6 separate regions of the Homo sapiens genome follow, and regions 1, 2, 3, 5 and 6 are each linked to region 4. A link is a loop called in an ENCODE intact Hi-C map of the cell type or tissue named here. Cell type or tissue: CD4-positive, alpha-beta T cell. All regions are shown on one strand.

Region 1 (4,000 bases), 260 kb after region 4:
TTGGAGCCTACCATCCTATAGGGGTTGTGCAGGCCCCTTCTCTCTTTCAAGCTAAAGAGTGACTTTGCTTACAAAAGCAAAGCCACCTATGAGTCCCAAGGCTCAGATTTGGTTCCAGAGAAGAGAAAGACAGGGCTGGAGGCTTAGACCCAAGGCTGTGCTGGAGAAAGAGCAGTACACAGCACTGTGCATCTCCTTCTAGGTTGTCCGCCCTGCCAGGTGCCCAGTAGGAAAAGAACAGGGATTGAAGGCAGAAGGGTGTCAAGGAGTAAAGAGAAGCTTCTGGGCTGTGATTCTCAGGAAAGTCATTGGGAGGGAGTGTTAAGCAGGTGGTGGAAGAACCCCACTATTTTTTATTAAAATCCCACTTAGGATGATAGCTCAGTCCTGCCAGTAATGGCAGCAGTCAGCCCTTCATGGCTACAGCTCCTGGGTTGCACAGAGTCCCTCCCATGGGGTGGATGTTTGTTTTGGCCACCCTGGCTCCATAAATGGATTCCATGTAGCAGTCTTCTTTTGAGAATGCAGAGCCCTTGGGGTCATATTGTACTGTGTCTGTTCTTATCTCCCCTATCATCCCCAGGGAATAAGCTAATCAAACTTACTGATGATTTTACACTGAGAAGGAGATAGCTAATAACTTGGATGACAAGTATTAGAATACAATGTGATGTGGATAAATTGGGTCCATGTATTAAGAGCTATAAAATGAGATTCTATCAAGGCATGAATAATGGTGCCCATGAAAAGGATTAATCAAATACCCCATTAAAAAGGTATAGGAATTCAGGTCTTGCACTCCTGCCCCCACCCCACCGCCATTCCATTCCCCCTGAAACTGCTTTCTACTAGGAGAAATATGGAAAAGAGTTTAGAGGAAGTAATGGAAAAATTGGGACATACATTTTGATAGAACAAGATCATGAAGACGCATTTAAGCAACCAGTGTTTAATTTAGGGGGAAACATGGCAATTGGCATGAGTAATCATTTACAAATATAATTTCCAAAGGAGCCATGTTGATACCATTCAGCAAATGCCAACAAAGCATTTACTTTCCAAAGGGAGAAAGCAAGACAACAGGAGAAATGAAGGCATCTCCAGGAGTGGACCAGAGAGCAGCCAAGCCATAGAGAAGCATCAGGTGTGAGAATGGAAAACGCAGAAGAGACGTACAACTTCTGAAAGATCTCAGAGGACTGGCATTGTCTGGAGACGGCTTCCTGGAAGAGGAGACTCCAGCAGAGCCCTGAAGTGTGGACAAGCTTCCATTCACTGCAAATTCGTGAGCACACTCTGGTGTCAGGATCTAGTAAGGAAATGGGCTTGAGCAGAGCAGGGGGTACCTGTGGGGTTCTTCTCTTCATTTTCACCACCACAAAGCTGGTCTAAGCTGCCATCAATTCCCACCTGGACAACTGCAAAAGCCTTCCAGCTGTTCCTGCTTCCACTCTTGCTCCTCTACAATTCATTCTGCACGCAGAAGTCAGAATCAAAATCAAAGTTCATCATGTCATTCTCTTGACTTGTGGCTTCCCTTTGCTCTTAAGCTAAAAGTAAAAATCATTATCATGGCTACAAAGTCTTGTGTGGTCTGGGCCACATCCTGTGCCAGGCTCCCTTTCATTGTCTATATTCCAGTCAAGCTGGCCTTCAAAATTTCAGCACATTGGGTCTTTCTGCCACAGGCCCTTGCACATACATGCTTTTCCCTCTGTACATGTGATTTTCTTTCATCCCCGCTTTCCAAAGCTAACTCTGACTCATCCTTCAGACTGCATCTTAATGATTACTTCCTTCTGGAAGACTCCCCTAATTTTCACAACTAGATGAGCTCTCCCTTATATGTTGAAAACAAGTATTTCTTGTGTGAACAGAAATGTTTAATGTCTGCCTTCCCAACTCAGCCACAAGCTCTGTGAGGATGGGGACTCAGTCTTTGCATCCCTCAGAGCCTAACATAGTCTCAGTTAATACGTGATAGCTGGAGCGTGACATTTCATTAGGAACAGTGAGGCTAGTTGAGAAATTATACCTCACCAGTATATAGGAGAGTACCATTAGGAATTCTTAATGGGATGAAAACCTGAATTCATGTCTAGACCCTGCCACCTGCTGGCTGTGCTGTTTTAAATAAATTGCAGATCCTCTCAGAGCCTGTTTCCTCATATATAAAATAATGGGGATCCTAACAGCCCCCTCATATGGTTGTAGCAGGAATTTAATTAAATAATATATGGAAAAGCATTTTTTTAACTGTAAAACCATACATAAATATCCTTTGTCACTTTTCCCAGTGCATGACACACTGGGTCATTAAACATCTATTGGATGGGTGGATGGTTGGATAGATGGACAGACAGATTAACAGTTAGGGGGCCAGTATGAGTGACAAGAGGAGAACTTGGCATATGGAAAGCATGATGGAAGCCAGAAAAAGGAGAGACTTCCCAGAAGTAGGAGGAGGCTTGTTGATTCATCCACAGTGTCACATGCAGTAGAGCAGGCAGGAGAATGAGGGGGGAAAATCATTTAACCTGGGTGGAAGGAAATCACTGGTGACCTCCAGCTGATTCCTCCTCAGCCTTTTCATGTTATCTGGGCTTTCAATGACATGCCTTAATTGTAACTTAATCACTTTACTGATTTCTATCTTTGGGGGGGGCGGAAATCAAATTGATTTGCACATATGGCAAAATTGGTAAGATTACTCCAGCTGCTGCCAGCAGGTGCTGACAAGTAAAGAACTGAATGTCAGAGAATAAGAAAATACACTAAACATTTATTTTAATAAGGCCTAGAAACCTTAGTTATTTAATAAATTGCCATGGATAATTGGTTTCAGTTTCTAGAGTTGTTTCATCTTTAACTCCCTGTGTTCCAGAAGGAATCGTGCTGGATGTGTAGACAGGGCCTTGTGGTTTGAGACCTATCTGAGCTATCACACATTTCTCTGAGCATTTTCCTGTCTCTCTGATCACACCCCACTTCCTGCCACCACTCCCAGCATCCACCTGGGATAGGTCACTCTGACATACACACACACACACACACACACACACACACACACACACACACTCACTATCCAAGCTGCCAGTCTTCTTATTGGCTCCTCCTCCAGCGAGGAGGTTTAAGCCTCACCTCCCTGCTGGGCCCTGATCAAGCTGGTCTGTTTGTGTATGAATCTTGGGAGTGAGTGGCCCAAGCTGGATCTGAGCCCAGCATTTATCATCTCAGCGCTGCCTCCCACAGAAGAAGGAAGACATAATGAATAAATGAAACCCCATGACTGTATCAACATTCATCAACCCATTACTCCAAACGTGGCTGATAAAATTGGGTACCTGGATTAAAAAAAAAAAAAAAGTAAGAATAAACTAAAAAAAAGGCCACTAAATAATATTTTTATATAATTTAGTATATTTATTATATATTTAACATTTTCTGTGTAGTAGTTGGTGATGTGTTACATGGGTTTATGGGGAAAGGAGGCAACATGCAAGAAAACTTTAAAATGGTTCAAAGAAAGGATTTGAAGCCTTACCACCCCCGGCCACCCCACGGACCCCCTTCCGCAGGGATGGCTCAAGATGTAAAGACAGAATCGTGCCTGTCTCCATTCTCTTCCCCGTACCTCCCAAATCAAGGGCCTTTTTTACTGTCCTGTGTTCAGATGTTGAGTGTCATCAGCAGAGTGGTTTCCTATGAACTGATACACTTCGTTTGCTAAGAAGGAAGGCTAAGGCCCTGGTCTATCTACAGATGGCACAGTCCTGAGAAGAACCAGCACATTCTACCCTGGGCAGTGTAGGGAGGTACAGAGTAAAGACTTCACACCTGCATTCTGCGGTAGACCCTCATGGAAAAACTGGGTGGTGGCCAGGGAGGCCTAGGCACAGGCAGGGGAGGGCCCCCTTTCAGAGTGGCATGGCAGGGGGCCACAGAGCCAGAACCTGTCACCACTGATCTGTCCTCCACTGGCTACCAAAGGAGCAAACCC
Region 2 (4,000 bases), 330 kb after region 4:
AAAAAAAGGCTCACTTCTCCCTCAGGACCTGAAACTTCTCTCTTGCTGCATCCCTTCCACCCTCCTCCTTTCCCCACCCCAGACTTCTTGCTCCCGACTTCTTCCTCCCCTGCTCCTTCCTTGGTCTTGGATGTGCTAAGTTGCCTTTGCTCTTCTCCTGTGATGTATCAGGCAACTGCTGCATTTCACTCCAGGGTGGCTCCATTTCAGATCCCAGTGAAACAATTTCTATATATAGTTGGTAATAAAATGTGGGTTACTTTGAGGGGAAAGAGAAAGCCACTATGTGGGTTCCTGTTCACCACCATGGCGCTGGTGGCCCCGTAACCAGAAGAGCAACCTTTGCTCTCCAAAACAAAGGTGAAGCTGGCCCACAGTCACAGTGGCTTTTCCAAACAGCCTGTTTCTACTTACTCATTACTTTCCCCAAAACCTGTGGAGTGGGAAGGGGGTGACATTTTATTCTTCAAATTAGATGGATGGATGGATGGATGGATGGATGGATGGATGGATGGATGGATGGGGCATTAGATTTAAGTCCACCCAGCAATTTAAAATTTCTCACTCGGTCAGACACAGTAGCTCAAGCCTGTAACCCCAGCACTTTGGAGGCCCAAGCGGGAGGACTGCCTGAGGCCAGGAGTTCAGGACTAGCTTGGGCAACATAGTGAGATTCTGTCTCTACAAAAACTTTAAAAATTAGCCAGGCATGGTGGCAGACACCTATAGTCCCAGCTACTTGGGAGGCTGAGGCAGAAGGATTCCTTGAGCCCAGGAGTTCAAGGCTGCAGTGAGCTATGATGGCACCACTGCACTCCAGCCTGGGCAAGAGAGAAACCTTGTCTCTATTTAAAACAAAAACAAAAAAAATTTCTCACTCTTACGTCCACACCCAGGTTCTCTTGGAATTGTTTTCTGAACTCCTCAGGTAACTAAAATTTTATTTGGTTAATTCTCTTGGTCCTACAGTGAGATACTGCTTGATGCACTCTGGGAAAAATGGAAAAGCCTGTTAAAATAAGCAATTTAAGAAGTGTTTCTGCTGGGCATGACGGCTCATGCTTGTAATCCCAGTGCTTTGGAAGGCCAAAGCAGGAGGATCGCTTGAGGCCAGGAGTTTGAGACCAGCCTGGTGGCAAGACTCCGTGTCTACAAAAGATTTAAAAATTAGCCAAGGGCAGTGGTGCGGCTCCTTAGGAGGCTGAATCGGGAGGATCGCTTGAGCCCAGGAATTCAAGGATGCAGTGAGCTCTGATGGCACCACTGCACTTCAGCCTGGGTGGCAGAGCAAAAGGTCTCTAAAAAAGAAAGAGCTGGGTGCGGTGGCTCATACCTGTAATCCCAGCACTCTGGGAGGCTGAGACGGGTTGATCGCTTGAGGTCAGGAGTTCGAGACCAGCCTGGCCAACATGGCAAAACTCCATCTCTACCAAAAATACAAAAACTAGCCAGGCGTAGTGGTGCATGCCTGTAATCCCAGCTACTTAGGAGGCTGTGGCAGGAGAATTGCTTGAACCCAGGAGGCAGAGGTTGCAGTGAGCCAAGATAGCGCCATTGCACTCCAGCCTGGGTGACAGAGCCAGACTCCATCTCAAAAAAAGAAGGAAGGAAGGGAGGGAGGGAGGGAGGGAGGAAGGAAGGAAGGAAGGAAGGAAGGAAGGAAGGAAGGAAGGAAGGAAGGAAGGAAAGAAAGAAATTCATCCAGCATGTCCCTTTCTTCTCCTATGGGATTTACCAACTGACAAATTCTAGTGCTCCTGCCATCACCCCCACATGTGCAGCAAAGCCTCCACATTTGCAAAATCTAAGTCAATCTCTAAAAGATGCTTCGAGGAAGCACCCAGTTCCTTCTGCTAATAACCGCAGTGTGTCATGTGACACCTCCCCCTCCCCCAACCAGTTCTCTCTGAAAACTACCCACCCACCCCACCAATAAAGTAGCATGACGTCTGTCCTTCAGCTGCCAATATCTACATTTCCTTCAAGGTGGTAATCTTTTGCTTTTGTAATTTAAGTTCTTTTTTATTCGTAATTGTTACCCAATTGCTTTGGGGCTTGCATAAACAGTTAACAAAAACACCCGCACGAGGCAGCCGGTTCGCTTTCTGTGCTTGTTGTTCTTGGCACTGGGTCAGTTCTATGAACTTCTGGTGTCCAACTGGTAGGACCTGAAACTCCGTGTTTAACAAGTGCGTGTAGTCAAAACAGTTGGCGTGTGCAAGCGCGGATAGCTGGTATTGACTGCAGCTGGTCAGCCGTCGGGCTGTGCACCGTGCAGAATACCGTATCACGTTGCTCTGTTTGGGGCTGGGCTTTTGTTGTTGTTTAGTCGTTGCGATTTTTTTCCCTCCTTTTTCTTTCTCTCTCTCTCTCTTTTTTTTTTTCTTTTTTTTTTTTTTACTGACATCCGTGCTAATGTGGATCGCTTCAGGTTCCAAAAGTACAACATGTTTACAGTCGTCGTAGCATCAGATTAAGTTGGCAGCCTGAGTCTCTCTGTAAGTGGTTTTAGTTTACATTTCTTCTTCTAGCAGGATGTTTTGCATAATTTTGCTGATCCTAGGTTATTTATAGACTTTTTTTTGAAGAAACGGGGATGCATAAGAGTTTCTGTTCCAACTGTGGAAAGTGAAATTTGTTTCTCCACTTAGAGAAACGGCGGTGTATGTGCAGCAGAGGGTTATTTTAGCTCTTGATGATTAATTTCTTAGGGGTCACTTAATAACGTTCCCGAGAGTCCTAGGACGTGTTGTTTTCCTTTAGTCGTTCACAAACGGAGTAAAATGAAAGTAATGATGCCATTTCCTCTGGGGCGCTCCTCGAGGGTGGATGCAGTGATTGGGTATTGTTTCAAACGTCTGAAATGAGTTTACAGCGGTTGTTTTGTCAAACTCCTGGGAGCAGTGGCATTTGGTGACCCAAAACATGCCCAAGGGCTGGTCTGCAGGACTCAGAGTCACGGGGGAGGGGGACGGAGGAAGAACAGACACAGGGAAGTTACTGGACCTTAGTTTGTCCCCACCTAAATGACAGTGATATGCAGACATTTATAACATTTTTAAAAGGATGATTGACTGCAAGATGGCATATGGGCTCATGCTTTATCTGTGTGATTTTCTGGCCTGGTGGTAGCATCTTTGGGGGCCCGTGTGCATGTTTGAGTAAGAACTAAAGCTTAGCGAAAACACTAAGCCGGAATTAGCACTCTATAAAAGGGTTTCCCGTAATATTTACTAGAACAGTTGGCTAAAAATTGCCGTGCTTGTCCCACTGAATGGCTGTGTAATTAAATCAGCCCTTGATATCGTACCTTGAGCACCTCCCATCTCTGAGTCTGCCGCTCTTGGAATTTGCATGAGTAAGTAGCGCGTTCATCAGCATAATGAATGTGGAGTCCCAGTCTAATGGTCCGGGAGAACCTTGTAAATGAGACACTTCATTGTGCCTCGGGTTAAATATTTTAAACTAAACAAATCGCAAAAGAAGGAGAAGACGACAAACATCATTTAGGCCTCACGGAAGGCCTTCTGAGGAGCGGGTCTGCTTAGATCCAAGACCTTGAGTCCCACACAGATGGGTCCAACCCCACCCCCAGCATCACATGAATGAGAACGGACAGTGAAAACGGAAATTTCCAAGGTGGTAAATGTGACCATTAGGATGAGGCTTGACATAGTTCTAACTGCTGAGTGCTGCCAAGAGAGGCTTTCTTTTCTCCTCCATGTTTCTCTCATTCATATGAATGCTTTTTTTTGCTGGGCGCGGTGGCTCATGCCTGTAATCCCAGCACTTTGGGAGGCTGAGGCGGGCGGATCACCTGAGGTCGGGAGTTCGAGACCAGCCTGACCAACATGGAGAAACCCCGTCTCTACGAAAAATACAAAAATTAGCTGGGCATGGTGGCACATGCCTGTAATCCCAGCTACTCGGGAGGCTGAGGCAGGAGAATTGTTTGAACCCAGGAGGCGGAGGTTGCTGTGAGCCGAGAGCGCGCCATTGC
Region 3 (4,000 bases), 170 kb after region 4:
TCAGTCCCATCTCTGCGTATAGTTGATCGTCGAGGAACTCGATGGTGCAGGGGGAAAGGCGTAGCTTTGCAGTCAGACCTTAGCTAACTTCTTGGCCCTGCTGCTTGCTTGCTGTGTGACTTTAGGCTAGCTACCTTGCCTCTCTGTTCCTCTGCTTGCTCATTTGGACAACAGGACCAGACCTAGGAAGATTAGGGATAAGTCACCAGCTGCCATCCTATAGATGGTCAGAAAAATGGTAGCTGGTATTATTGCCTGGAGGAGAGGGCAGGTCTGAGAAATCCAGTGGTTTCCCTGGGTTAGTTTCAGGGTTGTAAATCATTGTGGGATACACATAAAAAACGAGCCAGAATTTGAGAGCAAGGGGAGGGAGGTGTTGTGGGAAGTTGAGTTTGGAAGTGTCTAGGTGAAGAGGTAAGTTATAAGGAAGCGGGGCAGCAGGAAGGAATAAGAACTGAAGTGACATATCCTGGGGGCAGAGATGGCTTTCTGCCCCTTTTGATATTGACTTTCATTATCTCTGAGATCTGTCTGTATCTTGTCCTCCAGCTCAGCCTACACACCAGGGCCCCCACTGAGGGCATTTGCAGAGTCTGGGGAGATGGGAAACCGGGAGCTCCTGAGAGGGACTCTCTTGCAGGCAAGTGAGGATCACTTTCCAAACAGGCAGGCCATATGGAGCATGGGTACCCCTTCTGTGCAGAAGGAGACACCACAGTGTCTTGCAGCAGAAGCCCATGCTCGCTCTGTGCTCGTTCTTCAGGAGGCACAGGGATCAGTGCTAGGCCTCTTAAGTCAGAGAGATCTGGGTTCAGCACAGAGGAAAGTCCTATAACCTCTCACAGCCTTATTTTTCCCATCTGCTTAATGGGATATCACAGGTAGCTCATAGGGTTGTTGGCAAAGTTGAAGGAAGTGAACACACAGCATTTAGCTCAATGCATGGCCCATGGGAAATGCGCAGTGAACATTTCCTTTGGTTGCCATTGAGTAGCCCCTGGAACAGAGGACTAGGGGGTGTCCTTCAGGATGAGCTTCCTCATGGTCCTCTCCTGTGGGAACAGTGTGCTGGTGAAGGCTGTATTCCCGATGCCATGGGGCATGACAGGCATGAGGAAATGACATCTGGAAATGGTCCTTAAACCAGGGCCCTAGGCAGGGAGCCAGGAGTGTGCAAACGTGGTGGCACATCTTTCAGAATGTCAGTTCAACTCTAATTCTACAGGAAAGTATTTTTTTATCATTATATTTCATCAACTCTAAGATGCCATTTATCAGAAAATACATTGTTATTTTATGTAACACTGAGAAAAAGCACTGCCAATTAAACTACAGCCACTGTGGATTCTAAGACATCCTGATTTTAAAGATGTTACAATGGAAGTGGGGGTGAGTGCAGCTTAGAATTAATAAAATACAGTAGGGCAAAAATAGAGTATCAAGGAAAATTTGCATTAATTTTTAAGATAAAGCATGAAATTTGAAGAGTCACAGAAAGCTCTTGTGGTAGCCTCAGAAGGTGCAGGTATGTGTGAACTTGCCAGCCCATCAGGGCAACTCTGTTTAAAGAGCTGAGAGCAGCTGGGGCTTAATCTGCCTCTAAGTTCAGATGGGAAGCAGGAGGGAAGGAAGTGGCCCAGACTTCAGAGCACCCATTGTCATTCAGGGGCCTGAACATCCTCAGGGAGCCCCAGTGACCTCAGGGCCCCTGGTGAATCATTTGTGTTCACTTCACTTAGAAGGAAAATCAACATACAGCACTTTCAGGAGGAGAAGAGGTGTCATGAAACCAAGCAAACAATGGCTACACCTCCAAGAGGGTGGGAAACCACAGGACGGCACCACCCTGTAAGAGAGGCAGCTTCCTGTGACTTGTTGTCTTTCAGTACAGCCTGCATGACCCATGAGCAGCACATCTTCTAGCGGGGGCCCAGCCCTGGTGTTTTGGTGTTTGGGTGGAGATTCAGGGAGAAAACCAGGCTTGACCCTCTTGCCCTTAAGAATTCCTGCGCATCTCAGGTCTGTCAGAAGGGATCTGGTTACACTAACTTCTTGCCAGAGCCCTCCCCACCTGCATATCACTACGTAGGGACGGACTCTGGGCAGTTGTGGTGTTGTCAAGGAGTGACGCCCTGGTGTGGTGACCAGCCTTCTGCCACCTCCTTGGCAGGGAAGTGAAATCACACCTCCAAGCCCTGTTGAGATTGTCCATCTCCTCTCAGGCCAGTGGTGATGGCCTGTCCCCTCTGATGGACTAATAATAGGGTGGTGATAATGGTGCAATAATGGTCAAATTCAGTGGAGCAGTTTTATTTTCAGACTGCTGTGTCGTGGGGTTAGGAGTGGAGGATAAGCCTTAGGTCATGGGACTTGCAGGTGGAGGAATGGAGGTGAGGAGACCAAGTGATCCACTGGGGTGATAGCTAGTGGCAGACCTGAGTCTAGAGCCATGCAGTGCAGGGAGAGGGCCCAGAGAGGAGCAGAAAGCAGTGACCCAGCCCTGAGAACACACTCTGGGCTGGCAGGCTGAGGGAACTGGAGGCTAGAAGAATAGTCACTGGGCCGAGGAGCAGCATGCTCTAGGCTGGGTGCACGGAGCTGCAATCATGGAGGGCCTGGACCTCCATGAGTAGATTTATTTAATGATGCTTTTTCTTCATGCAAAAGTGATATGTGATCACTGTAGAAGATGCACATCAACAAAAGAAGAAAAAAGCTAGCCTATACCCCTGTCATCTGGAATTAACCAGTGCTGACCTTTTGTTTGTTTCCTGTAACTTACAAAAATGGGATAATTTTGTATTATGTTGATTATGGTGAGTACCTTTCCTAGTTATTAAGTATTCCATTGTAAATGTATTTCATAATTTATTTAACTAATTCCCTGTCATTGGATATATTGGTTGTTTTCAGGTTCTCATTATTAAAAATAATATTGCAATCAAATGAATATCCTTGTAGCTAAATTTTTGCACACATTCATGATTATTTCTAAAGCATAAATTCTTAGAAGTGGAATGCTGAGTCTAAGAGTGTGCTGTTTTTGAGGCTTTTGATACTCATTGCTAAATTGCCCTCTAGAAATATTGTTCCAATTAATACTCCCATCAGGAGTGTATGAGAGTGGCTGTTTTCCCAACTCTGGCCAATATCTCACCAAAGATTGTCAGATATTTGATGATTTAATAAGTTCAAATGTTATCTTATTTTAGTTTTCATTCTTATGATTACTAATAAGGTTGAACATTTCGTTAGCTTTGTGTATGTTCTTATATGAGTTGCTTTTTCATGGTTTTTGCTTAATTTTCCATTGGCCTATTAATCTTTTTTCCCATTGTTTTCTAAGAGCCCTCTATAGATTAAGGCTAACTTACCCATGTCTGTCATATTTGGATCACATGAGTTTTAGGAAATCTTAATGCTCAAACATTTTCTATCCAATCTTGCCTATAGGACCAAAGTAGCTAGGAAAATAGAAATTTCCAGATAATTCTCAAACCACATGGCAGGTGTTACTGAATGCTGGCAGGGGCCATTTCGTATGAATAGTTATGCTGACAAGACAGTACTAATAATAAAAACTACCATTTACTGAACAACTATTATATGCCAGGCACTTTTCATATATATTAGCCTTTCAGTCTTATCACCCTGCAAAGAGCCGAGTAAACTGGGGCAGAGAAAAATTAAGAAGCTCTTTTAAGATCACACAGCTAATAAGTGGCAGAGCCAGGATTTGAACCTGGATCTGTTCATCTCTACCACCCATGTACTTTCTACTGTCCTGAGCTCTTGTTCTTGGGGTAAACAATAGTTTTACAGTTTAGGTCTTCCTTAGCACCATCCACATCTGGACCTGTTGGTTGGCTCTAGAAGAGTCAACCCTGCCCTGATTTTACCTGCCCTTGCTGCTGTACATTATTTCTCAGCTGGACCTGTTCTCTAGGCTTCCAGCCTGCATGCTTTCTCCTTGTTGCTAGAGGTCCTGTCTGACTGTTTT
Region 4 (4,000 bases):
CATATTCTATCGCTATTTACAACAGGGCTTTGCTGAAGATTTTATCCAGGGCAAGGTCATCAGAAGGTTGATGCCCCAGTCTTATTAAGAGCCTCAAGGACAGAGTAGGTTGCCAGGGAAAGCCAAAAGGATGGTTTCCTGGCCTAGCAGGTGACAAAGAAAGTGCACCAGGACCGAGGGGAGCTGGGATTCCTTCCCCCGTATCTCCTTTTCCTGCCTTCACTCCAGGCAACCTGCCTTGTAGAGAAATCCTGATTCTCCATTTTTCCTTCTCCTGATGTCACCAGAAACAGTGTCCTAAAGGAGGTGGGGAAGAGGGCCCAGCCCACTGGCAACTTACAGAGGTTCCTTGTTCTTCCCAGTCTTGCAGGGGCAGTGTCTGTGGATGGCTTTGGCCAATAGGACGACCAGGTACACGAGGAGACCCAGAAGCAATATGGAGCCCAAAGTGATGACAAACGGCACGTACCATGCAGATGGAGAGTAAACGTTTTTCCTCAGGACCTGATAGGTGACCCTGGGCTTGAACAACAGAGAGCAGGGAGGGTGAGTAGAGGGTGGTAGTGATTTTGACATTCAGCACTCTCTCGTGTTGAGTGTTTATTCCACTCTTTGTTATTGTTATTGCTCTATAAGTTGGACATCTGTGTGCTCACAGTTCTTGCTGCTTCAACCCATCACCTTATTTATAGTCTTTGCAGACATCCATTAGATCAAAACCCAGAAATTTTAGGGAACTGAAAAACAACTCTAGGCCTTATTTTATTCTCTGTCTTCCCCTTCCCCAAAGCTAAAAAAAACTCCATTGGCTTTTTTTCTGCCATATCTGGGCATAACCCAGGGACGAATATAGCCATTGTCTCTCACCGAGACAGCATAAGCCACGAAAGTTGTTTTTTTAAATGCCTTGTAGGCTTTTCAGTGTTTTCTCAACTACAAGCTGCCACTGCCAGAGCAGTGGGCTGATATCACAGCAAAGCCTCAAGTTCAGCATCTGCTTCCTAGAGCTGGAGACAGATAACAAACAAGTTACGGAGGTTTCAGGATTGGAGATGTCACAATCAGGTCATGCTCTGAGCCCAAGAAAGGTGGGAACTCCTCACTCAGGAGAGCCTACCAGCTCCTCCCACAAGGAAAGTCCTAGGGTTGCCATATGCCTCCATTCACTGGGGTCATATTGACTCGAGCATGGGAGAGAGAAGCATGAACCAGCTCCTGGCAAGACTCTGAGAAGAAGCTGGCCACCTCCATAGTGGGTTCTCTAAGGTTCTGATTATCTTCCTTCTGGCATGCTGCAGGTATCAGGCTGCTGACCAGGGGTGCAGCTTCTACTAGGAGGAGGAGGAGGAGGAGGAAGAGGAGGAGGAAGAAAGGGGACAGATGAGTCAGCATAGATGCAAGCCAGTTCCTCCAAGGGGCAGGGAAGATAATCCTGTTGTCAGATTCAAGGCTCTCCCTTCCTTCTCCAGGCCAATTCTGTGATAGCACCTGGTCATTTTCTTCCTACCCTTTCCCACAGTCTGTATTTACTTTGTCAATTTGAATACTTGTTTGTAATCTATCTCCCCCTCTAGATCAGTGGCTCTCAGACTTTAATGCACATTAGAATTCCCTGAAAGGCTGATTGAAAACACAGCTCACTGGACCCCACCTCCAGAGCTTCGGATTCATTAGGTTAGGGGATAGAGTTGGGGATTCCAGGTTCCAGCATCCTTCCCTGGAGGTCATGGTGATGATCATGGTTGGGTAACCTATAACTTTAATAATCTAGGCTGGGCCTGAGAATTTGCATTTCCAACCAGTTTCCAGGTGGTGCTGATTCTGATGGTCTAGGGACCGCACTTAGAGAATCACTCGCCTATACAATAAGCTTTCTGAGAGCAGGGATCATTTTTGGCTTGTTTGCTAAAGTGACTGGCACACTATAGGCATTAAATCGATATTTGTAGATTGGATGAATTTTTTTGGAGCGGAGGTGGGGTGTAGGGTACAGATTGGTACCTGGTGATTCTTCAAAAGATGTGGGAAAGAGCACCCAGCAGTAAGCAAGCAACCTAATTTCATGGATATTGACTTGCAAAGACTCTTCTGAACAAGCAGAGAGGGGTTGTGAAGGTAGCAACTGGCAGCATGCCCATGGAAATCAGCTCCTGTGCCACAAGCCACACAGATGGTTGAGGTCTGATCTCTCACAAGTCTCTGCACAAACAACACACTCTTCTCTACCAGAACAGGAAATGTTAGTGGTTGAGTTAGCGGTTATGAGTCTGAGGTCTCACCAGATTTTTGCCACCCTGCAGCTACTCCAGTCCAGCCCATGGTTGCCATTTTTGGCAACATCCTAATACCTCAACTCTTCAGTCCACCCCACATACCTCCAGGCCGGGGAAAGAAGTCCATCAACATAACTCACAAGGGAATGTGCCTGGGGATTCCAGGTCCTAAAGCCCTTACCCTGGGGGTCGTGGTGATGATAGTGGTTGGGTGGGGAATGACTTTAATACTCAGTGTCACTGTTCCTGTCTCAACAAGAGCCTCCGCTTTCTTCCTGTCAGACATCAAGTTGTCATCAGTTACGTAGACAAGTAGCTTGTAGTCCCAGATCTTATCAAACCCACCAGCATAGTCAAAGCGAGATGTAAGCAGCAGGCGTGTGACATTGGAACCAGCATTGGGAGAGAAGGTGAAATGATTGTTGACGTTACCTAAATGAGATTTGATGCAGGGGTGTTGGTAAAAGGAAGAAAAGAGAGTAAGAAATAAAGGTTTAGAAGAAAACTGCATTCAATCTTTTTCTCAAATGTCCACACCTCAAGTGTAGACTGTGTCTCTGATACACCAGAGCTGGATTAGTTATATGCTACAGGCTTTAACTGCACCAGAGATGGCATTAGTACAAAGAAACTCTTGCTCACAACCAGTGTGGCTGCAAACAAGGCTGAGTAGAAAAGGACAATAGTACAACACCCTTAGCCTAGGTGCCATCTTGCTGAGTATTAAGCAGAGACTTTGTAACCCTGGTGCAGCCCCTTCTGATTTCTCATCCGGCAATTATTTGGTAACAACACGTGTAATTCACACTCAAACAAATGAGTGGGTTTCAAGAGGGTAGAATAGGTCACATCCCTAGCCATAGGCCAAGTTCACTGCATGCTTTTCACAGGACCCAGTGGGTCACACTGGTTATGGCTGTCCCTGGAGTCCTCCAAAGGAAGGTGCCTCCTGGCTTTGCGGGAATTGCAGTCCCAGGTCCTCCTGAACCCACCCCATCACACCCCCAAACACACACACAGCTCTGCTGGGGCTCATGGCTCAGCTCAGGGAGCCTGGGGCAGAGAGGCTGCCAGCCCAAGCACATGCCCGCTCATTCCTCCACTGGCTCCAGACTCATTACCGACTGAACACCAGTAAATGGAGCAGGAGATGATGCAATTTTTGCTCCCTTAACAGCAAAATGCTCCATAAAGGCCTTAGGGCTCTCAGTATGGATTGTTTCCATCTTCGGCAACTGCAGTCTCGAGGCAGTTTCTGCCCCTGGGTTTTGTGACACAGCCAGCTCGAGAGGCTTCCTACTGTTCAAGTTCCTGCTCGGCCAAGGGCACAGCAGGCAGCAGGGATGGATTTTTACTCTCTCACGTGGAATTGTTCTGCTTGTTTGGGTTTAAATCTCTGGCCCCAGCACTTCATTAGATGAGCTATTTTGGTCTAATTTCCATTGAGGGGTGCTCTTTTTTCCCTACGATGGTATATTTTTAAAGACAGAAGATGAATGGAGCAGAAGAGAATTCCTGAGGACACGTTTCAAAACGCACTTAATCTATTTAATCTATTATTATCCAGAGAGAGGACTGGGATTCCCTGCCCCCACTACCAGCTTTCAGGAAAAGAGGTGGTCGAAAAGTTGGACTGCATTTTTTCTAACAACACTAATATGCTTTATGACTCATACTGTAGTCAGGAATTGGGGGGTTCACCCTTTTCTTGGGCCTTTGGGCAGTCA
Region 5 (4,000 bases), 340 kb after region 4:
TCAATTCTGGGAAGAAACTCTCTCAACAAGAGGGGAAAAGGAAGCCAAGAACCCAGAAGTCCAGTCATGTTCTCCCTGAATAATTCTCCCACGGGGGACTCACTGTCTCTGGCTTTGGTTATGTTTTCAAGTGGCTGAAGGGATGGTCCCCACAGGAGACCATCTTACATAGGCAGTCATTATAATGCCCTCTCTAATCTCTCTAATGCCTAGTAGGCTCTGCCTAGCTTGTGTGTGATGAGAGGAAGTATGTGATCATGACGTGAGGGAGTGCTGTCTCCCCACAGTCCAAAATTCTCCAGGAAAATCATACTTCTGAGTCTTGGAATACTTTTGTGTCTTAAAGGTTTAATTTTTTTTTTTTTTTTTTTACTAAAAGGCATGTACCCCTTATCTAAGGTTGATTTAATATTCATCAGGTAATAACCAGGTTTTGCAAAGAAATGTTGGATGCCACACAGGAGAGGTCCTAGCAGAAGATAAAGATGCGCAAAGCGTACTTTGCCACTGTTTTTTTTTTAATTGAGGTGAAATTTGCATCACAGAAAATTAACCATTTTAAAATGTACAATTCAGTGGTATTGAGTACCTTCACAATGTTGTGCAACCATCACCCCTAAAGAAGACCCTGTGCCCATTAAGCAGTCACTCCCCCCGCCTTCTTTTCCCAGCCTGCCCCTGACAACCACAAGTCGGCTTTCTGTCTCTATGGTTTTACCTATTCTGGACATTTCATATAACGTGTGGCCTTTGTGAACCATTGTTTTGGTAGGCATTCTCCCCCCTCCAAATCTACTGTCCTTGGCCAAGATCAGGGACCAAACTTTCTAAATATCCAGAATGAATGAAATCTCCCTGCTTAAATCAATAGTTCCAACAACCCACAAAAGTATTTTCCAATCATTATAATGACCTCTCTACTCTCTCTAAGGCATAGTGCTAGGTAATGAAGTGGACTCTGCCTATCAAGATGGTCAGACCCTGAGCGAAGAGGGAGTGGGAAGGCCTGAGGTGTCTTCAGGCTGCCTGGGGACCGGGGACCCAGGCCAGACAGACAGCAGCTCCAGGGCTGCGGAAAGGCCCAGCCCTGCACACACAGCGCTGGCTCTGATACTCCTCTGAGGAGCCTGCTGCCTCTGACCACACCTTGTGTGTGTGGTTCAGGAATACCCAAGTTCATCTGCCAAATTCAGGATACAACCCTGACTGTTCCGGGCTTTTCTTTCTGCCTTTCCCTAATCTCGTCTGGGCGTGCTCTCTTAAAGGGGAAGTGGTGCGTTCTGACTGGCCAGGGCCCTCATCCAGGAGCCAGGAAACATCTACTACCACGAGTCGCGTTGCCCAGCGTGTGTCAGCCTCCTTATCCAAACGGCAAGGCAGCCTCCCCGGGATGTGTAAGTGTGAGCGCAGGGCACGAGGGCCACACAGGACGGCGTGGGGCTGGGCGCAGGTCACGGAACAGAGATCCTGGCAGGCAGATCATGCTGGCAGCCCACGAGGCATTTAGCAAAATGAGTGTTAGCATAGACAGTGCTCTCCGGCTGTGGGCTGGAGCTGGAGCCGAGACAGGGCTGAGGCGGGGAGCGGGGAGAGTAGCTGCCTCAGAAAGAGGTCAGGAGTAGGAGGCTGGGTTGGGGACCAGTCTATTTTGGACAGCCCTTCTGGAGGCACCAGCCTCCGGCCTGAGAAGGAGTGGAGTGGAAAATTTTCTAGCACACCTTTCAGAGCACCGGGAAGCCAGCTGCAATGAACCTTCCCGGCGTGTCAACCCCAACGCCCCATGTTTATGTCCGTGTATTATCTACTCAGTGCACTTATCTACTCAGTCATTGTGTTTCTTTGTTGTTTTTATATGTACTTTGTGTTAAGACATGTTCAGGGTCCTTTCTATTCAAACTGTACAAATTGTTTGAAACTAGCACCCTGGTTTTTTCCTTCTTTCCTGTCCACGATGGTCCTTGTCCAGTGCATGCACACTGCAGGCCCTGAATCAACGCAGGCGACTGGCCCACAGGTGGACTGACGGGCTCACTAGGATGCTGGGCAGCGTGTCTGGCTGGTTTCTAGCTAGGGCTCTGTTTCCTGTGTGCCCAGAGAAATAAAGGGGAAAAAGCACACCCACTCACACACACAGTCAGTTCCTAACTAAATGCCACAAGCGAGTGACTGGTGGCAGGAAAATAGACCCTTTGCTGTGTTTTAGGCCCCTTTCTGTCCTGGGTTTTTGTTTGTGTGGTAGTGATGGTTGATCTTAAATCATGTAAAAAGTTTGTTTTCACCAAAATAACTCAGACCTTTTGCTTCTAAAGAAGGGAGAGAAAAGGGGGCCAGAAAGGAAAAAAAAAAAAAAAAAGTATGTGTCTGTACGCATATGTTGACAGGGCATAACCACACCCTACTTCAAGACAACTTCCTGTTTGCCGCTGCCAACTGCCACTCCAAGGAGAACAGAAATGGTTCCGTTATTAGTGGCTGCTGTGGGACCACGACAGTCTGTGGGGTGAGTGGCTCTGAGCGACACCATGAGCTTAGCAGTGAGTGGAGACTTTTCACCTTCTCTTATAAGAGACCATGGCCCTGTGCTGTTGAAAGTAGACACTGGTACAGATAGAAATAAAGCAGTGGTGGCCTCTCTTATCAGCCTGTGGTCCTTAAACAGTGTGCTCCCATAGGATTCTTGTAAGTGGACTAATTTAATTCAGGGGCAGGGATAAGGCTGAGAACTGCCTACTGAGGAAAGCTACTACCTGTGTGTGTGTTTTTAATGGACATTATCATGTATCAGGGGAACTTAATGTTAAGCGTCTCCCATGAGTTGGCACTGTGGTAGCCACCTTCTACATGTTATCAATCCTCCCAACACCCATTTATTCCACAGTGAATAGAGTGAGTGCTCTTGAGGGCAAAACCCTGTGCTAAACGCTGGAGATAAAAGAGTAAACAGGACACCTGCCCTCTGGGTGTGTCCAGGCACAGGACACTTAGACCAGTAAACCAGTAATTACAGCGTGTGATGTGCGCTAAGATGAGGGACTCAGTGTACTCGAGCACCTGTCCTGTTGTAACTCCATGATGTGGGTATTATTGTCCCCATTTTACAGGTAAGGAGACTGGGGCTCAGGGGGTTAAGTTATTTCCCCAAGTCCCAGAGCTAATGAGTGACAGAGCTGGGATTTGAGCCCAGATCTTTCTGATTCCAAAGACAGCATGTTTGGTCGGCATTTCCAGTGACTCCCGAAGCTCATGGAGCATGAAAATCACCTCAGGACCTTTTAAAAAATCACAGATTTGGGGGCCCTGGCCCTGCTGTCCAAAAGTAAAGAAGTGGCTGCTGCACTGTGTGTTCTCTGATGTGGAAGTGCAGCCTGGCACCTGCTCTGCCTCCTGCAGCCAGGATCCTCCCTCCACGGGGCCTGGCAAGCCATGAGGCCTTAGCTCAAGGCACCAGGGCAAAGGTCACTGATGCTGCCTCAAGACAGCGTTGGGAAGATTCGGTCCAGCTGTTCAGGTATTTTTATGTATTTATTTTAAAATTTCAGCTTTTAGATTCAAGGGGTACATGTGCAGGTTTGTTTTGGGGGGTTTTTTGTTTTGTTTTGTTTTTTTGAGACAGAGTCTCACTCTGTCTCTCAGGCTGGAGTGCAGTGTCGCAATCTCGGTTCATTGCTACCTCCATCTCCAAGGTTCAAGCGATTCTCCTGCCTCGGCCTCCCGAGTAGCTGGGATTACAGACACATGCCACCACACCTGGCTAATTTTTGTATTTTTAGTAGAGACGGAGTTTTCCCATGTGGGCCAGGCTGGTCTTGAACTCCTGACCTCAAGTGGTCCACCCACCTCGGCCTCCCAAAGTGCCGGGATTACAGGTGTGAGCCACTATGCCCAGCCATTCTATCAGGTATTTTAAATATGGGGAATCCCAGCTCATGGATCTTCTCCCCAAGATCCTGGGGTCTGTGGCTCCCCCGTGCCCAGGTCCAGCTGTCTGCCATACCTGTCC
Region 6 (4,000 bases), 98 kb after region 4:
AAAATTGTGTTTCAGGTAAGAAGATGAACAAAGGAAGGTGATGGCCTGGGGTAGATGGTGGAACAGATGATGACACTGCCCAGCTGCAATTTTACTCTAGCCTTGCCATCTGGAAGCAAAATCTCCAATATTAGTGGAGCAGAACACAGATGGTTAAGAGAGAACAGAAGCTAAAGATGGATGGACAGAGATTTAGGGAGCCCCGAGCAGCCCAAATGAGTTCAGGTCTCCAGGCCCCATGAATTACAGCCCAGGGAACAGGAAGACCTTTCAGAGGTAATTGAGGAATCACACCGTAATCTCTGAAAATCACTGAGCAAGGGAACAGTGCCAGAAAACTCAAGGTAAGAAAATGTTCCAGGTTTTTAAAATGGGGCTGTCAGAAACTGTCAGGCCACAGCAGTGTCCAGCATCTGCCCCAGGAATGTGGCCCTTGAAGCCTGGGCAGCCCCAGGCAGCTGTCCAGGAAGTTCAAACCCTCTCCAGCTGCAAATAAACAGCATTGACTACAAATCCCGTTGACATGCCTCTCCTCTCTGGGATAACGCTTGTGAACACATGCCCCACCCAGCCCTGCTTCACAACACTTGTAGCTTCTTTTACAATAGTCGTAATTCTGTCACTAATGATTATACTTATTGAGCACATACTATATGCTTGGCTAGTTATCTCTCAAATTCTAAAACTCTTGAGTCCTCAAGAATACACATTCAGCCCAGATCTCCAAAGGCCCCAGTTTGAAAATCACTGGATTAAAAGTTAAGAGTTGGTAAGCGGATTTTAAAAACTGCGATACATCCGGACAATAGAGTATCATTCAGTACTAGAAAGAAATGAGTTGCCAAGCCATGAAAAGACATGAAAAGACATGAAAGAAGCTTAAATGTGTACTACTAAGTGAAAGAAGCCAATCTGAAAGGCTACGTACTGTCTTTATTATCCCAACTGTATGACATTCTGGAAAAGGCAAAACGATGGAGACAGGAAAAAGATCAGTGGTTGCCAGGGATTGGGAGGGGGAAAGGATGAATAGACAGAGCACAGATAATTTTTGCAGCAGCACAACTACAGATACACCTTGTTTTATTGCACTTCACTTTATTTCCCTTTGCAGATATTGCATTTTTTCTTTAATGAAGGTTTGTGGCAACCTTGTGTTGAGCAAGACCTATCAGTGCAATTTTTCCAACAGCATGTGCTCACTTCATGTCTCTGGCTCACATTTTTGTAATTCTTGCAATATTTCAATATTATATCTGCTATGGTGATCTGTGATCAGTGGTCTTTGATGTTACTATTGTAATTGTTTGGGGGTGACACAAACTGCACCCATATAAAGTGTCAAACCTAATAAATAAATATATGTGTGTGCTTCCTGCTCCAGAAACCAGCCATTTTCCCATCTCTTTCCTCTCCTCAGGCCTCCCCATGCCCTGAGACACAAAAATATTGAAATTAGGCCAATTAATAACCCTATAATGGCCTCTAACTGTTCAAGTGGAAGGAAGAATCACACATCTCTCACTTTCAATCAAAAGCTAGAAATGACTAAGCTTAGTTGAGGAAGGCATGCCCAAAGCTGAAACAGGCCAAAAGCAGGGCCTCTTGCTCCTGTTAACCAAGTTGTAAATGCAAAAGAAAAGTTCTTAAAGGAAATTAAAATTGCTACTCCAGTAACCACACAAATCATAAGAAAGTGAAACAGCCTTGTTGTTGACATGAAGAAAGTTTTAGTGGTCTAAATAGATCAAACAAGCCACGACATTCTCTTAAGCCCAAAGCCTAATTCAGAGCAAGTCTCTTCAGTACAATGAAGACTGAGAGAGGTGAGGAAGCTGCAGAAGAGAAGTTTAAAGCCACCAGAGGGTGGTTCATGAGGTTTAAGGAAAGAAGTCATCTAGTTAACATAAAAGACATCTTTGTGCACATAAAAGTGCAAGATCCAGAATATCTAGCTAAGATCATTGATGAAGGTGGTTACATTAAACAACAGATTTTCAACTTAGACAAAACAGCTTTCTATTGGGAGAAGATGCCATCTAGATGCCACCTAGAACTTGTATAGCTAGAAAGGAGAAGTCAATACCTGGCTTCAGACTTCAAAGAACAGACTGACTCTCTTGTTATAGGCTAAGGCAACTGGTGACTTTAAGTTGACGCCAATGTTCATTCACTATTTAAAAAATCCTAGGGATCTTCAGAATTAGGCTAAATCTGCTTTGTGCTCTATAAATGGAATAACAAAGCCTAGATGACAGCACACCTTTTTACAGCATGGTTTTACTGAATATTTTAAGTCCACTGTTGAGACCTACTCAGAAAAAAAGATTCCTTTCAAAATATTACTGTTCATTGACAATGCACTGGTTACGTAAGAGCTCTGATGGAGATGTGTAAGGAGATTAATGATGTTTTCATACTTGCTAACACAACATTCATTCTGCAGCCCATGGATCAATATATAATTTCAACTTTCAAGTTTTACTATTTAAGAAATATAATACATTTCATAAAGCTACAGCTGTCATAGACAGTGATTCCTCTAATGGATCTAGACAAGGTAAATTGAACACCTTCTGGAGATGATAACAATAGTTATGAGCTAAAAAAATCACCAAAAAATCTCATAATGTTTTAAGAAAGTTTACAAATTTGTGCTGGGCCACATTCAAAGCCATCCTGGGCCACATGGAGCCTGTGGGCCATGGGTTGGACAAGCTTGATCTAGGCTCTTCTTAGCTTGGTTTTGTTTGTGTGCTTCTCCATTCATTCCAGCTGTGTTGCTGCCAGAACCCCTGACCTACCCTCAGCCCAGTCCTCAGTCTTAATTCCTATCCCTGCTCACCCAGTTCTTGCCAACCTTATTCTAGCTAGTTATCCTCCTAACCAGCATTATGGGTACCTCCAGCTTTGATTCCACCCCTACCTGTGTACCCAGCTACACTCAGCCAGGCCTTACTCAGCCCAGCCCAGAAGAATAAGTCAGGGCCCTGTCCTAGTATAATTCCGAGTCACAACAGTTTGAGCCATGAAACAGAAAAACCCATGACTCCTTCTGCTGCTGCTGGAGGAAACCATGTCTTCTCAGGGAAAATTTGTCAGCTACCCAGTGGGAGTGAGAATCGCCAGGCAGAGCTCCAGGGATCTTCGTGGCAGTCGTTACATCTTCTGTCTATGAAAGTGAAGCAATGCCTTCCAGAAATCAGGTGGATGCTATGGCATAGTAAAAATAAGAGGCCATTAACTGAGCTCCATGTCCCCAAGTCCCAGTGACAGTCTACTTAGGGGCCTCGGAGAACCTGGGAAGGGTCGAGGCATTCTCATTTGAGTCAAGGCTAACACCATGAATGCCAAGGCCATTAATGATTCTATATTTGAGAGCATGTTCAGTCCTCAGAAGCTGTGATCCTGATTTCCTTCTCCCCGATGAGCATTTCCACCAGCCTCACAATTATACCTCTGAGCTGGTGCAGGGCTACTGATCCCATGGTACGCACCCATCACCCCCACCCCCCTGATGCCCCGCATCAAAGAGTTCATCCAGACCAAGTTTTTAGCCATAGTTTATTATCCATTCATCTCCTTCAGTCCCCTCTGAAAAAATAAAACCACGGAGGTGAAGCTGTAAAATGGCTAGAAGGCTTTCAATGATACAGTCATGCATGACTGCTGCTCATTCTTAGCATGTTCTCTACTGGATTCACCTGCAAAGGCCCTACAATTGCCCAGATACATAACAGGCAGAAGAAGAGAATAACACTCTGGGCTCAGCCTAGTCACGAAGCAAGGTTTCTATGTTTGGCAAATAACAGTTTTATTACAATTTGGCTTCATACATAATTATCCACAGTTAAGAATGCACCAATTTGTGATCATGAATATTTCATCCTTGTGACAGTTGTATTTTCAAAATAAATTATTTAGTCATCCTCCACTGTATAAAAGGTGTATTCATTTCCCATTGCTACTGTTACAATTCCCACAAACTTAGCATGTTCAA

The links. A loop is a pair of places that touch in the nucleus more often than their neighbours do. Peaks named below come from ENCODE experiments on the same cell type or tissue, not always from the same donor. Only the 100,000 strongest peaks of a DNase experiment are listed, where the experiment ranks them.
Region 1: a loop joins it to region 4, with 6 times the contacts of the local background. A loop is called at or near these places in 25 of 110 quality-filtered maps.
Region 2: it touches region 4 in a loop (5-fold over the local background); 5 of 110 quality-filtered maps call a loop at or near these places.
Region 3: it touches region 4 in a loop (11-fold over the local background); 3 of 110 quality-filtered maps call a loop at or near these places.
Region 5: it touches region 4 in a loop (2.7-fold over the local background); 6 of 110 quality-filtered maps call a loop at or near these places.
Region 6: it touches region 4 in a loop (7-fold over the local background); 16 of 110 quality-filtered maps call a loop at or near these places.

The regions. Positions count from the first base shown.
Region 1 is chr7:105,758,528-105,762,527 of GRCh38, reverse strand. All of the region lies in intron 3 of ATXN7L1 (ataxin 7 like 1), which reads left to right. Among named protein-coding and RNA genes, the nearest start is that of ATXN7L1, 120 kb to the left of the region's middle. In CD4-positive, alpha-beta T cell, a CTCF peak has its summit at 2,117 (motif pointing left); DNase peaks (open chromatin) are centred at 1,597 and 2,117.
Region 2 is chr7:105,690,058-105,694,057 of GRCh38, reverse strand. All of the region lies in intron 3 of ATXN7L1 (ataxin 7 like 1), which reads left to right. Among named protein-coding and RNA genes, the nearest start is that of EFCAB10, 110 kb to the right of the region's middle. RefSeq lists enhancers at 2,105-2,780, 2,781-3,456, 3,457-4,000. In CD4-positive, alpha-beta T cell, no CTCF peak of the experiment used is centred here; DNase peaks (open chromatin) are centred at 1,887 and 2,827; H3K4me3 peaks cover 1,944 bases; H3K27ac peaks cover 1,454 bases.
Region 3 is chr7:105,847,390-105,851,389 of GRCh38, reverse strand. All of the region lies in intron 2 of ATXN7L1 (ataxin 7 like 1), which reads left to right. Among named protein-coding and RNA genes, the nearest start is that of ATXN7L1, 27 kb to the left of the region's middle. In CD4-positive, alpha-beta T cell, no CTCF peak of the experiment used is centred here; a DNase peak (open chromatin) is centred at 1,739; H3K4me3 peaks cover 898 bases; H3K27ac peaks cover 2,558 bases.
Region 4 is chr7:106,020,903-106,024,902 of GRCh38, reverse strand. CDHR3 (cadherin related family member 3) reads right to left here. Exons shown (of 19, transcript NM_152750.5): 14 at 2,455-2,705; 15 at 341-522. Among named protein-coding and RNA genes, the nearest start is that of CDHR3, 60 kb to the right of the region's middle. In CD4-positive, alpha-beta T cell, no CTCF peak of the experiment used is centred here; DNase peaks (open chromatin) are centred at 2,242 and 2,592; H3K4me3 peaks cover 1,122 bases; H3K27ac peaks cover 1,840 bases.
Region 5 is chr7:105,676,446-105,680,445 of GRCh38, reverse strand. The region is part of intron 3 of ATXN7L1 (ataxin 7 like 1); the gene reads left to right. Among named protein-coding and RNA genes, the nearest start is that of EFCAB10, 97 kb to the right of the region's middle. RefSeq lists enhancers at 1,302-1,441, 575-1,514. In CD4-positive, alpha-beta T cell, no CTCF peak of the experiment used is centred here; DNase peaks (open chromatin) are centred at 1,355 and 2,435; H3K4me3 peaks cover 2,117 bases; H3K27ac peaks cover 2,899 bases.
Region 6 is chr7:105,922,836-105,926,835 of GRCh38, reverse strand. No RefSeq gene overlaps it. Among named protein-coding and RNA genes, the nearest start is that of CDHR3, 38 kb to the left of the region's middle. In CD4-positive, alpha-beta T cell, no CTCF peak of the experiment used is centred here; a DNase peak (open chromatin) is centred at 1,825.